2 separate regions of the Homo sapiens genome follow, and region 2 is linked to region 1. A link is a loop called in an ENCODE intact Hi-C map of the cell type or tissue named here. Cell type or tissue: ascending aorta. All regions are shown on one strand. Links, peaks and the distances in the headings refer to the core of each region. The heading gives the core; the rest is flanking DNA.

Region 1 (2,926 bases), core at 173-2,672:
TATTAAAGAGTCTGACTGGAATAATCTAGAATATGGCTATGACCAAGATCTATCACTTTAATCTTTGCAGCTATTGTCAAAAACCAAAGAAAGTTGAATAAACGTATTATATAGAACTATTGGATGTTAAGTTTAATATCATTTTAATCATTCTGCATCTAGGAAGGGATATTTATAGTTTCTTCATTTCAACAATAAAGCTGAAATGGGTCTCAGATGTATTAGCACTTGGGGTCAAAATTGGTTTCAGTGCTGCAGTTTCTTGGGGTATTTGACGCACAGATCAACCACGCATTGGTTGATAATACACAAATTCTAAGGAAGAAAATGGAGAAAACAAATATTGAGTTTAATTTCAGCCAGAACCTAATATGTGATTCTCAGTTTTAAACTACGGTATTTTAACAATAAGCCCTATAAAGACATAAGTTTACTTATTATACATAACCCCCAATGAAAAACTCCATATATTCACTGATTAAGAGAGACAACTATGTGAAAGCTTGTTACAAACGGTACTGTATCTATTTCATGATTATACGCACAGAGTAAAATAAGACACATAGCATTGGTAGTATATTCTAGCCATGTACCACATGGTTAACAAAACAATAGCAAGAGAAAAAAAAGAGTTGTTGCCTTGGCTATGTGGATTATTAGCTGTGTGAACAGCAAAACTTTATTCATCAAACATCCCTGGCTTGTGGGTTTACAGTCTATTAAGGGGGGACATCAGTAATTCCCAATATTTGTGAAGAACTTTACAGCTTACAAAAGACTTATTCGAAGTTATTTTTATTATATTTACACCCCACCTCTCCCCGCCCCCAACCACCATATCTATAAATGGGGAATGAGAGCAGAAAAGTCAGTTGCCCAAGGTTATGTCACTAACCTTAAGTGACAGAGACTCAGGTGGCCAGCCCCGAGCCCTGCCTTTCCCCCTCAACCACGTGCCACTCACTAGTTCTGCCATGGCCACCTCTCAGAATGGGTGTGCAGTTGAGATTGGACCAAGTATTGACATAATGAAAGTTTTCAAAAATTATATGAAGGGGCTCACACTTCCTCAAAGAAGCTATTTGGCATGGTCACTCGGTGCACCGAGAGGCATTTTCGCCTCCTGAGGACACAGGCTCTGGCGGTGAATCGTGCTGATTTGACCTCCAATGGCAGCTATTCCCTGTGTGGCCTCAGACAAGCCACCTAACCTTTCAGAGCTTCTGTTTCCTGGGCGAAAGGGGAGAAATTACACCCACTTGCATAAGGATTAAACTGAACAGTGTGAACTAATCCTCAGAGCCCTGCCTAAAACATACACGTAGTAGTTGTTTTTATTATGAATTCTTATTCTTGATCATCACAACGAATGCAGATGTCCCGCACTGTTTATTATTTATGACCATGTAACAAGTGAAAGACATTTGTGCCAGAACAAATTGTGATTAAGTGATTGGAGGTAAAGTGGGAATCTCAAATTCACTTTTGTTTTCCCTCCATCTCGGCTGCACTGAGGGTTTGAGTGGCGGTTCCCGCGCCAGGCTCAGGACACAGGATGCAGAAATACAAGCGCGTCCTGAAGAGGGCGGTTTCCCTGCCCACCTGCAGGGGCACCAGCGCCCCCTCGCCTTCCCTGTCAGACCAGGGCTGGGGGAAACAGGGTGGCAGGGCCCAGAAACAGCCCCCAGCCTCAGCCCCTAGCACAAGCCAGCCCCACCCCTTCTCCCGGGGCGGCCCGAGCTCCAGCACCCAGCAGGCTTGCGCGCTCGCTGCAGCCTGGTGCAGGCGCGCGGGAGGACCCTGGGCTGCATCCGCGCTCTGACATGCCTGCCCCCAGCAGGGAAGCTGAGCCCCAGGAGGCAGCAAGCGGGGCCCCGGAAGGTATTGCTGGAGGGCTGTACAGAAGAGCCTAGTATCGGTGTCCAGGCCGACTGAGGAGCCAGGGAAAGGCGAGGGCGTAGACGCTGGACTACGCAGCAGGAGGAAGCTCGACGGATGGGGGGAGGAGGCCATTGATGGGATTTGGAGAGGCGGGTGGAGGGCTGGGAGCACTTCAGAACTGAGCATCAGAAACTTGGGCGCGCAACTGGTCCCCAGAGCCCGAACTTGACCGTCGCGAGAGAGGAAGGGAGGGGAGGGAGGGAGGTGGGGTGGAGGGTGAAGGCGGGGTGAGTAGTAGAAGGATGCGAAGGCTGATACTGAACAGAAAATGGAAGGAAATTTTTCCAAGAACCGGGGAAGGTAAGGACAATCGAGCTGGGAGGGACTGTAATGAGAAAGCTGGAGAGGCAAAGAAGGAGAGCAAAATCCAGAATGAAGAGCGAGGCCGTGGAAGGGTGAGAAATATACTTTGAACATTAAGAGGAAGAAAGCAAAATGCGTCCGGAACTAAAAATTCAATATAGGAAAAACAAAACAAAACAAAACAAAAATCAGGTGGGAGGGACTTCGTCCCTGAAACTGCCAAAAGAGAGGGAAAAATGCCACTGAGCATACCGGAAGAACAGAAAGTGAAGGAAGGGAGAAAGGAAAGAAGGCACATTAAACCAGGCAAGAAATAGTAAGTTACTTTTTAATTTCTTTTTCATTGACAACTTGCTTCCAAAGTTAGTTTGGGGACTATGCCCCCACAAAATTCTTAGCCACATACAGACCAAGATTATAGTAGGTAAAATCCTCAAGTATTGAAAGTTATTCCAACTTTTGCAGAATATTCTGCTATTGGCCAAAGCATCCAAAAACAGATGACTTCTACTTTTCAAGGTGTGTAGAAGCAGGTGGGGTGACACTTAGAAAAACACACCTTTTCTGAGAAATTAATAGAAATACCTCCAAGACATTTTGGCACACTCCCCTTCCCCCAAAGCATCCAGCCAACAATATGTCTTGGAATTCAAAGGCAAGCTGCCCACACTATAGCACTTTA
Region 2 (2,926 bases), core at 274-2,773, 100 kb before region 1:
TCTCATAAAAAAAAAAAAAAAAAAAAAAACAAAAAAAACTACACCCCAAACTGTCACACTGTCACTTCTGCTGCATTTTACTGGCCAGAGCAAATTACACAAGACTCTACCTTTTGATGAGAGTTACTGCAAAGTCACAAAAAGTATGGATAAAGGAGGAAATGAATGGCCAGGGCCACTACTGCAACTAATCTACAAACCACTTTTCTATTGACTTTCTTTTTTTCTTAATACTTTGTAGGAACCTTGCATAGGGTCTTTATACAAACCTTTTGATGATTATTTTCATTTCATATTTCTTCTTCCATGCCGTGAGAACCTTTCTATTTTCGTTATGAAATCATTTAATGAAGACAGGTTTTAATGTATCTAAATGTGTCGATATTAACATTAATGAATAATATTGAGTCCTATTTATTAAAATCTTCCTCTATCCAAGCTTATATTCTCCCATATTTTATTTTCAATCATTTACTGTATTACCTTTCACATGTAAGTATTTGATTCACCTGGATTTGATTTTTGTAAATGGTGTGAGTCAGGTGTGCAGTTTGCTTTTTCCATATGGATTTCCAATTTTCCCAGCACCGTTTATGGAAAAGATCATCACTTTCCTACTTCTCTGCAGCACCACCTTTCTCTTGAATCAAGTGTCCTTATGTGTACATGTTTATTGCAGAAATCCATTCTGTTCTATAGCAATCTTTGCCTATCCTCACAATAACATAACACTGCCTTAGTTACTGTAGTGTTCAAATAAATCTTGGGATCTGGTGCGAAAAATTGCTCTCAGCTTATTGTTGATTTTCAAGAGTGTCTTGATTAATAGGGCTTTGTATTTCCATATACATTTTAGAATCAGCTCACCAATTTCTAAAATTCTACCTGCCAAGTTACTGATACACGACATTGAGTGTAAAAAGTAATCTAAAAAATTAATTTGAGAATAATTGATAGCTTTAAGATTAAATTTCTTCCAGTCTATGAATATAATATATATTTATGTGTAGGTCTTTTTCATTTCTTTAAATAATGTTTTGTCATTTTATTGATAGGAACATTCCATATCTTTTATAATTGCATTCTTAGTATTTGATTATTTTGATAATATTATAAACGGTATTTTTAATTCATTTTTTTCTGTTTATTTTTGGCATAGAGGAATTTAATTGATTTTTATATTTACCTATTCAGCAACCTTGCTAATATCACCTATTAATTATTTTAACATCTGTCAATCATGAATGTATTATTTCTTCATTGCCAATCCTTATTTTTTTCTTGCATTACTGAACTATCTAGGGCCAAGGATACAACATTAAAAAATAATGTTTATAGCAGGCATCTTTTGTTAGTCCCAGACTCTAAGGGAATGGGGAGGGGGTCAATATTTAACCATTAAATATAATATCTATTTATGGTTTTGGCCAATATAATGTATTAGATTAAAGAAATTATCTTGTTGATTAGTAAGAACTTTTAAACTCTGAAATAATTTTATCAAACACTTTTTCTGTATTAATTGAAATGATTTTCTTCTTTTATTCCATTAATGTGGCACATTACCCTTAAAAATTAAGAAACATTAAACAACTTTGAATTTCTGAATAAGCTCATTCAGCAGGATGCATAGCTGAATTCGATTCGCTAATTATTTGTTTAGAATTTCTACTTCTACACTCATGAGTTAGACAGGACTCATAATTGTCCTGTCCCGTAATTCCTTTTTTGAGTTTTGTTGGGAGGGGCCCACTGACCACAGGGAACAGATGCCCACTGTTAAAGCTTGCCTTGCTCTGTCTCTTCTCTATATGAGTATAGCATTTTTTTTTCATCCAGTGCTTCACTGTGTTATTTTCATTGGTGACTCTGATACCAAGATGCAATGGACAGAAGTGCTTGAACTTCTACTCCTGATAATAGGCAGCAGACGTTGATTACCCAACAGTCAGTGTTTTTATGGAGTATCTTTTCCTATTCTTTTAGTGAAATAACTATCTGAAAAATAACTGGCTTTTAATTGGGGCATTTAATGCAATTATTAATGTATTTGTAAACAATCTACTAAGAATACTACTAATGTCCTAACAATCTACCAAGAATTTGTCCTGCCCTACATTTCTTCTCTCTCTCTCTCTCTCTCTCTTTCTCATGTGTGTGTCATGGATTATTTATTCCTACTATTCTTTTTAAGAATTATAATACACTTTTTGAAATTATTTTATTTGTTATCCTAAAGATTAAAACATATTTTCTTAGCTTAGCATAATCTAATGCTGATTAGTGTTTTTATTTTTACCCTCTTCCTCAGAATTTCAAGAAACTTAGAACACTTTTGCACAATTAATCTGATGTTTATGCTGTAAGTATTATATATTTTAATTCTGCCTATGTCATTTATATTCATAATTAATTTACCATTTTACTCTGAATCCCTTCTTAATTCTTTAAGTTTCTCTCTGGGAACATTCTTTTTCTGTTTGTAAGATCTTTCTTTAGTTTTTACTTTGGGTATTATTGTCAAAAATCACTCACTCTTCATCTATATATATATTTATTTTGCCCTCCTTTTTGAAGGTTATTATTATTGGGCATGGAATTCATGGTTGGCAGCTTTCTTTCTTTTGGAACATTGAAAATATCAGCTCATTGTTCTTCTGGCTTCCATTATTTCGGTTGAAAAGTCAGCTACTAGTAGATTGCACCTACCCAAAATGTGGTCTAGGAAATAGCAGCATAATATACCTGGTTATCTTTGATTATGTTTTGGACATTTTATTTTAAATGTTGCTTGTAAAAAACAATTTGATCTGTAGTGGTAGCCTATATTTCTATAGGAAAGATTATCATTTTGTTTCAGCTTGGCAGCTATGCCCTAGCAGCTCAGGATCACATTAATTCTAGAGTTAGAGATTGAGATTTGGGA

What was found. A loop is a pair of places that touch in the nucleus more often than their neighbours do. Peaks named below come from ENCODE experiments on the same cell type or tissue, not always from the same donor. Only the 100,000 strongest peaks of a DNase experiment are listed, where the experiment ranks them.
Region 2: it touches region 1 in a loop (2.3-fold over the local background); 4 of 110 quality-filtered maps call a loop at or near these places.

What each region holds. Positions count from the first base shown.
Region 1 is chr3:68,006,825-68,009,750 of GRCh38, reverse strand. All of the region lies in intron 2 of TAFA1 (TAFA chemokine like family member 1), which reads right to left. Among named protein-coding and RNA genes, the nearest start is that of TAFA1, 4.0 kb to the right of the region's middle. In ascending aorta, for the core only: a CTCF peak has its summit at 1,577 (motif pointing right); a DNase peak (open chromatin) is centred at 1,843; H3K4me3 peaks cover 1,500 bases; H3K27ac peaks cover 1,161 bases.
Region 2 is chr3:68,111,001-68,113,926 of GRCh38, reverse strand. The region is part of intron 2 of TAFA1 (TAFA chemokine like family member 1); the gene reads right to left. Among named protein-coding and RNA genes, the nearest start is that of TAFA1, 110 kb to the right of the region's middle. In ascending aorta, for the core only: no CTCF peak of the experiment used is centred there; no DNase peak of the experiment used is centred there.